Linked DNA regions of Mus musculus: region 2 is linked to region 1. A link is a loop called in an ENCODE intact Hi-C map of the cell type or tissue named here. Cell type or tissue: gastrocnemius. All regions are shown on one strand.

Region 1 (5,000 bases):
TAAAGAGCCCACACTCTAGAACCTCCACTTTCCGAGGCAATGGAAACGTGTCCCTTGTTGCAAAGGGTCAGCTGGTCGTTAAAACAAAACGAAATGAAACGCAAGCCTCTCACTTCCACCCGCCAGCTTGGTTTTACATTTTTTAATTATCTTTTTCATTGGGGGGGGGAGGGGGGAGGGCTGTGCCACTGTGCATATGTGAAGCTCAGAGGACAACTTGCAGGAGTTGGTTCTCTGCTTCCACCGTATGGGGGTCCCGGCTCGTTTGATAAAGCTCTGTCTCTCTGGAAGTCCTCAGTGCTGTAAGATCAGGGAGCTGGTACTGTTCCCTCGCTGCAGTGATTTCCACGCATGCGCGAGCCTCCTTCACCTGCCGCTGCCAAGGGGCGCCCAGCCACACCCAGCGTTCAAGGCGGTGAAGGTGGCCACTCTGAAAAGATCTTTCACCTCAATCCCTGTGACCTGAAGTCCAGCTCCTTGCACACCGCCCAGTCAGTTCCTGCCATTCCATCCCACTTCCCCATGTCTACGCTATCCCTGGTGACATCTTCTGGAACTTCCCAATTTCACTTTCCGTGCTGCGGAAGGACGCTCACAGATGTGGAATAATCTCTTTTTAAATCATGGTCTCTCACATTAGGTTTCAGGCCAAAGCTACTGTCTACTGTCTCTAGAAGGTTCACTTTTCTGTTCTTTTAAAAAGATTCCTTTTTATTATTTTAAAGTATGTGTGCACTCTGTGAGGGGTGGGAAGCAATATGCACGCGTGTGTGCCAGTGGCAGAGGCATAGCATCCTTTAAAGCTACAGTTACTAGTAGTTTGAGTACCATTGTGGGCACTGGGACCAAACAGGAGCCAAATGCAATTTTAAATGCTGAGCTGTCTCTCCAGTCCCCCACTTTTCCATTCTTAACAGGGACCACCCCAAACCTTTCCTAACTGCCACTCCACGGATCCTTTCATTTACCCCACATCACAAAGAAATGGTGGCATCCAGAACAGATGCCCTCCTCACTCTGCCAGAGCTCCTCTGTGCCAGGCCACATCTCTATTCTTCTACCTTGTCGCTAAATTGCAGGGGCTAGGATGCAGAAGCCTCTGTGGATTGTGCTAAAAAGCCAAATAGACTGGAAGGCGACCCCACCCAGCCAGCTGGGTGTGGTGGTGCAATTTGTAATCCCAGCACCCCAGAGGCTGAGACTAGATTCTGAGTTCCAGGCCAGCACAAACTACATAGCCAGACCCTATTTTATAAACAAACAAATAAACCAAACAAAAATATTCCATAGACCAATGTGCACAGAAAATGAAGTGCTCTCCTGGGAGAATTTGGCTTCATCTCTTGTGGCCATTTCTTGTGTGTTTAACTTCTCACCGAGAGTAGAGGCACTAATAATAAAGTGTTGACACGTTTTTTTTTTCCATTTTAAAAATCCAGACTGGGGCTAGAGAGATGGTTCCACAGTTAAGAGCGTTCACTGTTCTTGAAGAGGACCTGAGGTCAGTTCCCAACACACACGTGGCAGCTCAAAATTACTCTAACTCCAGTTCGGGGAATCTATCGCCCTCTTCCGGCCCCTACAGGCCCTGCATATGTGGGATGCACATACATTCAGCCACCAAACATTTATTAATTAAAAGTCGGAATAAATAAATATTTTAAAAATATTTATCTCTTAAGTTTACTTTCCTCCAAGTTATTTCCTCTTTAATGGCCAAACACCTCCAAAACAATGACTGCACGTTCTGCCAACTTCTGAACATCTGCTACCCTCAATTAAGCCAAATACTACTTCCTTCCTATTCCCACTTCCTTAGAAATACGTAGGCCCGAGGGTCCCTGTGCCATCTGGAGGGGTAACCCGAGTGGACTCTTCGCAGTGTGGCCCTTCTGGATGCCTGAGAAATATTTGAAGTAGCGATGCAGCAAGCAGTTTCTCTTAGAGAGGAAGGACACTGTCCTGTGCTGGTGGCGCCATCTGCTGGTATTGCAGATGTTATACCCAACTTGTTTTCTCTCTCTTCCTCCCCTTGGGCTCTCAAGGGAGGCATCCCCGCAAGATGGGTGAAGAGATAGTCAAATCATCTAGACAAGCCACACCTAAGTCTTTGCTTCTACTACATGGAAACACCCCCCCCTCCCCGTTGAAGTCATCAGGGCGACACCCATAGACCTCTGAGAGAAGAAAAAAAAAATCCCCTTCTAGGGCTGGAAAGATGGCTCAGGGGTTAAGAGCACTGACTGCTCTTTCAGAGGTCCAGAGTTCAAATCCCAGCAACCACATGGTGGCTCACAACCACCTGTAATGGGATCTGATGCCTTCTTCTGGTGTGTCTGAAGACAGCTACAGTGCACTTATATACATAAAATAAAATAAATCTTTAAAAAAATTTCCCTTCTAGCCAGGCAGTGGTGGTGCACACCTTTAATCCCAGAACTAGTGGAGGCAAGACACCAGAGGCAGCCAGATCTCTGTGAGTTCAAAGCTAGCCTGGTCTACAGAGTGAGTTCTAGGACAGCCAGGGCTACATACACAGAGAAACCTCGTCTTTAAAAGGAAAAAAAGTGTCTCTTCATGTAACCCAACCCAAGGCCCTGAGAAGTCGATGAGCTCACTGGAATATGAGTATTATGCCTGCAGCTCCCATTATACTTAAGCCGCATGCTTTCTCCCCAATAGTAGGACTAAAGGAAAGCTGTCCACTCTCAACACTTTAACTCATCACAGTGAAACAAGTTCTAGCCACTCTAAAAAGGTGGGAAAAGGAAATGAGATAGATCTGTGTTTGCAGATGTCACGGTTATGTAGAAAGTCCCAAGGAATTTGTTTCTAAAAACAAATCTAGAATAATGGAGTGAGCCCTGCTGACACATGGTGTATGACTTTGACCTCTGGGGCTGTGAGAAGACAGATCTCTTCTATTTTATTAGCTAGTTTAGAGAGCGGGTCTCGCTAAATCATAGCCTTCTTGGCCACTGGCTCCCTGAGAGCCAGTTTTCCATCCCAGCTTCTGCACTTTTAAAGATTATTATTATACCATTATGCTTCCAGCTACACATTGCAGGAACCCTACCAAGACACCAGACAAAAGACAGTTTGTTTTCCTAACATTTCAAGAGCCCCAGGGGAAGCACACCAATTGATGCCTCTGGTTTGCTTACATAGTGATTCCTTTGCGGCCCAGGCTCCTTCCATCCTTCTGTCCTGTCAGGCTCAGCATACCGCCATTTGCTTTATCTGCATGTCTTTACCTGGTGATTGTTGTTGCCACATAAACAAACAAAAAAATCTAATAAAGGTAGGAAGGGGCAGGTGAGGACACTCAGAGGATAAAGTGCTCACTTTGTGAGCCTAACAACCTGAGTTTGAGCCTCAGAACCCATGATGGAAGGAGCGAGCTGATTCTCAAAACTAGTCTTTTGGCATCCAAATGCGTGTGTGTATGCGTGCCCCCTCCCCTATGATAGCTAAAATATAAATTTAAAAAGCATAAGTAAAAATGCCAGAGAGAAATGGGGTGTTATATCAGAGTTCTCTAGAGAAACAGAACTGGTAGAATTTATGTATATTAAAATGGGATCTATTAAAATGGCACACAGGCTCTGGTCTGGCTAGTCCAGCATTGGCTGTTGCCTGATGGAAAGGCCAAGAATCCGGCAGTTGTTCCATCCATGAGGCTGGCTGTCTCAGCTGGTCTTCACCCTGTGATGGGGTCCCAAAGAAGTGGGCTCTAATAGAGAAAGAATGTCTCAGCAGCAGGATAGATGAACTTGCCAGCAAGAATGAGGGTAGGCAGGCAAAAAACCAAACCAAACCAAAAACCCCAAACCCCTGCTTTGTCCGTGATCTTTTCCGAGGGCTGCTGCCAGGTGTGGCCCAGATTTAGGGTGAGTGTTTTCACCAGCTTCCAGTGGAAGGTCACAGGGTGGGGTTAGGAGTGGCTATTCTCTGTCTTAGGCACCCACCATCCCTTCAAAAGCAGAGCCTCTGATGCATTCAGGGATTGATTAGAACCTGTTTGGGCCAAAGACGTAACCAATTTCAAATCATAGTCATTTCTGAATGCCCAACAGAGTCGATTCTTTGCATTTTTAAATAGGAGCTAAGGGAAAATTTCTTTATCCCTTAACCTTGAGATGACTTTGCCTCAACCTTCAGCTTTATGTCAGAACTGTAACAGTTCTGCCAGGCGCAGGGTCTCTGCAAGGGAACTGAGGTGCCCCGCTCATTGCTGTAGCTGATGGGACCACTCTTACTATATCTCTCATTTTGATTGGGACAGCACTGGACAGGGAGCTGGGGGACCAGCGCTGTCACCTCAGCTCTCCATATTAAACTGTGTGAGTCCAAAGTATCCTTTGTCTTCCCAGGCCTCAGTGTCCTTGTCTATAAAATGGGAAGGTCAGATACGCACGGAGGCCCTCTGCCACTTTGGCATTTCAGATTCTTCCCAGAGCGTGGGTATAAAAAGATATAAAAATTACCTCTGTTTGGCTAAGTCAATCCCAGCAGCTGAAACACCTGTGCCACACAGCCACGGTGCCACCCCCTTGCCAATCACCAGGTGTCACCTGGCTCCTCCTCTGTGTGGAGACACTGGACAAGTGCTCTCCAGTGAGTAGCTATTGGAGCTGGACCTTGATCCCTGAAGCACTTCTGCATCTATTGAGCCTGAAGCCATGTGGTTTGCCTTTCTCCTCCTGCTGTGGCTGGGCCCTGTGATTCCAAACCAGAAGGCAGGTGAGGAGAACTGAGCTGACCCCTATTTGAGAGGTCAAAGAGACCCTGTGTTTGTTCTCATTTCATTTAGTCAATCAATATTATTTATTTCTGGTCAGATACGCCACCTTCTGATGGCTAGAACCCACTCACTGATCTGATCAGGTAACCCACTTACTCAGACATCACTTGTATCCTAAATGTGCTTGGTGTGGCTTCTGGGTGTGTCCACACAGCTGTCTCTGCAGCAAGCTTGGAGCCTGCTTGGGAAGGCTGTG
Region 2 (5,000 bases), 140 kb before region 1:
ACCCATTAAACACATACCTTTAAACAGCTGCTAGAAAATGTTTCCTTTTCACTTTCCACACATACAAAAAATAAAATTGTTATTCTTTGTGAGTAATACACATTCTAAGACACTGGCCACTCATTTTATCAAAGCTGCATCACTAAGTTCCAAATGTCATCAGATACAAAGATACCCATCTTCCTATGCATGTATGAGAGAGAAGGGGGGACGGGGAGAGAGAAGGCCATGATGTGTTCATAGGGGTGAGAGAACAGCTCTCCGTCCACTGAAGGAGCCAGAGATCAGGATGTCAGGGCTGGCCAGCAAGTAACTTTTTACCAACTGAACCATGCCCAACTCTCTACTAAAGAAAGTTACCGTTCTTTGTTAAAACACACCCAGGAGCCTTTTTTGGTCCCAATGACACAATGTGAGCCTCAATAAAAATAGTAGTTAAGGGGCTAGAGAAATGGCTCACTAGTTAAGAATTCTTGCTGCTTTTCTAAAGGACCACCAGAGTTTGGTTCCTAGAACCCACAGTGGGCAGATCAAAACTGCCTGTAACTCTAGCTCTAGGGGATATGATGCTCTCTTCTGGTCTCTGTAGGCTGGTGTGTGCACATGCACACACACACTAAAAAAAAACCAAAAACCAAAACCAAAACCAAACTTATTTTTTTGTTTTTCAAAACAGAGTGCAAGATCACCTCCCACTTTAATTTTTTTTAAAAATTTTCAAAAGAGTTAATAAATCCATTATGCACATTAATTCATGATTTTAAAATGATATATGCCCCAAAGAGACAGAGAACCAATTCATTAGCTTATGAACTGATTAAAAGAATCAACCATTTACTTTGCTTTTTCTCTGTGAAGATATCACTGAGTAACCTAGAGATTCTAACCAGAGGTAAATGAGGAAATGAAAATAGCCTAGTTACAGGTAAAAACAAAAACAAAAACAAACCAACCAACCAGGGTATCAGTATTTTAAAACTCCCAATGAATTAATGAATATAGAACATAAGCGACTATCAATTTTAAGAATAATTTGGTTGTTGCTTACGTGTGTGTGTGTGTGTGTGTGTGTGTGTGTGTGTGTGTGTATGTGGTTTCCTGGGGACTGAATTCAGGTTGCCAGGATGGGCAGCAGGGCCTCTGCCCTGCAGAGCACCTTACTGGATCCCAGTGGCTATCTTTATAAAAGGTCAGAACATCAGGGCACAAATCTGTAATCCTAGCACTCAGGAGCTTGAGACAGATTTTGAGTTTGAGGCTAGCCTTGGGCTACATCCAGAGATCCTATCTCGAGACAACAACAACAAAACAGGAGTGAAGGAGCCAGCTGAGATGGCTTGCTCACATACTCAACAGCCTGAGTTCGCTCCCTGATGCCATAGAGGAGGGAAAGAACTGAAATGTACCCACGTGTGCCATGGCATCCATATGCCTGCTCGCTCTGATTCTGATACCCCGGCCCACTCTCCCTGCCTGCCTGCCCCTCAACTAATTATAACACACCCACACCCACACCCACACACACACACACACACACACACGGAAAGAGAGAGGAGGGAAATGAACAAAGGCAATCAGAAATTGTGTCTCTTACTAAAGAAAACAAACAAACAAACAAACAAACCTAAGGCTGCATTTGCTCTAGCTTCTAGCTCACCTGTCCACTCAGGAATGCAGAGAGCCACCCTCCCATATCCATCTAGTCAGCCAAACACACCTCAGATCTGTGTGCCTCACACCATTTTTCTCTCTTCTGTTCTCTGGGGAAAAGGACAACACTCAAGAGTCTGTGGTGGGAATCCTGGTGAGAAGCCCTGACTAGGAAGAGCAGTGGGTGGAGGACGTGGAGAACCCACCCATGCATGCCTGCATAGCCTGCGTAGCTGCAAGGGTCGGAAGCTGGGGACTGAAGAGCAGTGGATGGAGGACGTGGAGAACCCACCCATGCATGCCTGCCTAGCCTGCGTAGCTGCAAGGGTCGGAAGCTGCCATTTGGGCAGGGGTGGGCGCACTGCTTTCTCAATAATCCCTACATGTTACTTTACTACTTTCTTACCCAAGCGTATGACAGAGAGGGAGGGAGACACTGGGGGGGGGGGGGGATAGAAAGAGAGAAGAGGGGAGGAGGGAAAGGGAGGGAGAGGAGGAGGGAGAGAGGGAGTGAGGAAGGGAAAGAAGGCGTACATGCCGAGCATAGGTGTGAAGCTCAGAGGACGACTGGCTGGAGCTGGCTCTCTCTGGCCTCATAGGCTCTGGGAAGCGAACTCGGGGTGTGAGGCTTGGCACCTCGTGCCCCTGCTCACTAGACCATCTTACTGCCCTCCAGCAATTTCAATCCTTGTTCCAAACTGGAAAGGTCCCCTGCATTGTACCCTCATGAGTGGCGCCTCCACTTGCTTTCTTTGCATATTTCTCTGTTCAACAGACTCTTCTATAAAATCTAAGTCACAACTATGAGTATTTCTATAAAAATCCTCTGTATAAATGATCATACTTCCTCTCATTTCAAAATTCTTTTATGCTATAATTAGAAGCATGCTACTCTGTTTCCTGAGACTGACTTGTTTGTCTGTCCCAGTCATTGGCTCTACTTCTACAGCTAGCTTACTCCAGTCTCCTCATTCACATTCTTGTCCCATGTTCTGAGTTTAGCAAGCGATTTTTCTTGTTTTTTGTTTGTTTGTTTGTTTTTGTTTGTTTGTTTGTTTGTTTTTTGAGACAGGGTCTCTCTGTATAGTCCTGGCTGTCCTGGAACTCACTTTGTAGACCAGGCTGGCCTCGAACTCAGAAATCCGCCTGCCTCTGCCTCCCAAGTGCTGGGATTAAAGGCGTGGCTACCACACCACACCCGGTGTGGTTTTTCTTTCTCAGTTGATGGGTTTCCTCATCCTCAAAGCTCAAGTCACTCCGAAAGGGTGCACTGAGTGATATTCACACGGAATAGTAGAAGCAATGCTGCCATTAAGATGAGCTCCAGGACAGCCAGGGCTATGCAGAGAAACCCTGTCTCGAAAAACCAAAAAAAAAAAAAAAAAAAAAAAAAAAGAGATTTCCTTCTGTGAGCTCAAAGGTCGAGATCATCATGCAAAAGCCTCTGACTCTCACTTCTCAGGGCCACTACATCAGGGAATCCTATGCTCACCAAGGAAGTCTCCTGCTTGCCTACCAAGTGGCTGTAATTTAAGAAAGAGACCACCATCTTGCCAACGCACCTCCTAAATGCACATATTGTCTTGTGAATGTAAAATGCAATTGTGCAAAGGCAAGTTTCACATAAAAATGATCTCGAGGCGAGGGAATATAGACCCTCTTCTTCCCAAAGAATTACAACATAAAATTATAAATAATTTGATATATTTAAGGATAAACACTTCACATACATATTGTGAATGTCTTTAGTACAAAGTACAATAATTACTTTATCAGCTACAATTTAATTCAATTTTAAAAGCTGGAAGAATAAAAGGAATTATTAATGTCAATTATAAAATGCTTCAATATGGGGCTGGAGACATGTCTCAGCAGTTAAGAGCACTGGCTATTTTTCCAGAAGACTTGGGTTTGATTCCCAGTACCCACATGGTGGCTCATAACCATCTATAACTCCAGTCCCGGGGGATCTGACTCCCTCATCTTGTCTTTGAGAGCAACATGCACTCACATGATACACAAACATACATGCAGACACAACACCCATTTACACAAGTAAATAAAACAAAATGATTGCTTCAATATTAAGTTTGATGCAGTAATCTTTGTTTGGGTAACAAAGTGAAGTTGGAGACAGCTTACAAAACTGAATTTTTATTTATGCACTAGTCTTGCTTTTTGATGAAGGCTAACCTTGAATACAGCATTCTGCCTTAGTATCTCTAGTGCTGTGATTGTAGATGTATACCACATTTGGTGTGGTGGTTTGAATATACTTGGCCCATAAGGACTGGTAATGTTGGGAGGTATGGTCTTGTTAGAGGAAGTGTATCATTTGTAGGGGTGGGCTCTGAGGCTCCACGCAGTATGGAAGGGTCAGTTTCCCCTGGCTGCAGTCAAATCAAGATGCAGAACTCTCAGCTCCTCCTGCACCATGCCTGCCTGATGGCAAGGACCTCCTACTCCTCCTCCTGCCTCTGCCTCCCTAGTTAGCTAAAGGTATGCATTTGCTGCACCAGGCTCCTGGGTATTCTTAACCTACTATCTCGGTTTCCAGGTCCTTTGCATTTCTCTTTGTGTTTTAAAATGAACTTGCTAAATCTTAAAGAAAGAACACTTTTTGAGAGCTTTTCCAAATCACATCAATTCCAACAATGTGGAAAGACAGAACATCCTTACAACACTGAGCTTTTCGGTCTAAAAGCACAGCTTATCTCCCCAGAAAAGACACGCTTTAACAAAAGTCTCATAATTTGTCTTAGAGATTTTACAAAAGAGATATATTCCCAGATTCTACTATTTCATGAGTGACATATTTCTAACCACTTGTTACACAGAGAAGTAAAATAATTGTCCTATGTTGATCTCGTATCTGAAAGCCCTAGTAAACTTTTAGTTCAAAACTCGTCTGCTGATCCCTTTAGACTGTTTCCATGGCGCTATGAATAATGGAGCCTTTGTTTCTTCCTCTGTGCTTCTTGTGTATTTACGCAACTTCCTCACCCTGTTTGTTAGAACATCAAGTATAATGCTGAATAAAAGAAATAATATCCTTTTTGTTACTAATTTCAACTGTTTTCTTTGTTGACTCTGTATGAAATTAAGAAAACTTTCTAAATTTGCTAAGACTTTTATTGGTAATAGGTGTTAAATGTATTAATAATTTTTATTCCTCTGTTGAGATAATCATGATCATATGATTTTATATTTTATCAGATTAATATGGAATTTTCCTTTTTTTTTTTTTTTTGGCAAAGATAGATTCATTAAGAAAATGTGAGAAAGAACTCCCGAGAGTAGAAGGAAACCCGAGATAGGAAGTTTCAATTTTGACTTTTATTATGCCATTA

The links. A loop is a pair of places that touch in the nucleus more often than their neighbours do. Peaks named below come from ENCODE experiments on the same cell type or tissue, not always from the same donor. Only the 100,000 strongest peaks of a DNase experiment are listed, where the experiment ranks them.
Region 2: a loop joins it to region 1, with 3 times the contacts of the local background. A loop is called at or near these places in 1 of 42 quality-filtered maps.

Annotation. Positions count from the first base shown.
Region 1 is chr16:32,810,117-32,815,116 of GRCm38, reverse strand. Smbd1 (somatomedin B domain containing 1) reads left to right here and starts at 4,671. Exons shown (of 4, transcript NM_001256309.1): 1 at 4,671-4,743. The coding sequence starts at 4,683. In gastrocnemius, a CTCF peak has its summit at 1,992 (motif pointing left); DNase peaks (open chromatin) are centred at 347 and 1,966; H3K4me3 peaks cover 1,246 bases; H3K27ac peaks cover 3,743 bases.
Region 2 is chr16:32,945,142-32,950,141 of GRCm38, reverse strand. The region is part of intron 1 of Lrch3 (leucine-rich repeats and calponin homology (CH) domain containing 3); the gene reads right to left. Among named protein-coding and RNA genes, the nearest start is that of Lrch3, 34 kb to the right of the region's middle. In gastrocnemius, no CTCF peak of the experiment used is centred here; no DNase peak of the experiment used is centred here; H3K27ac peaks cover 2,937 bases.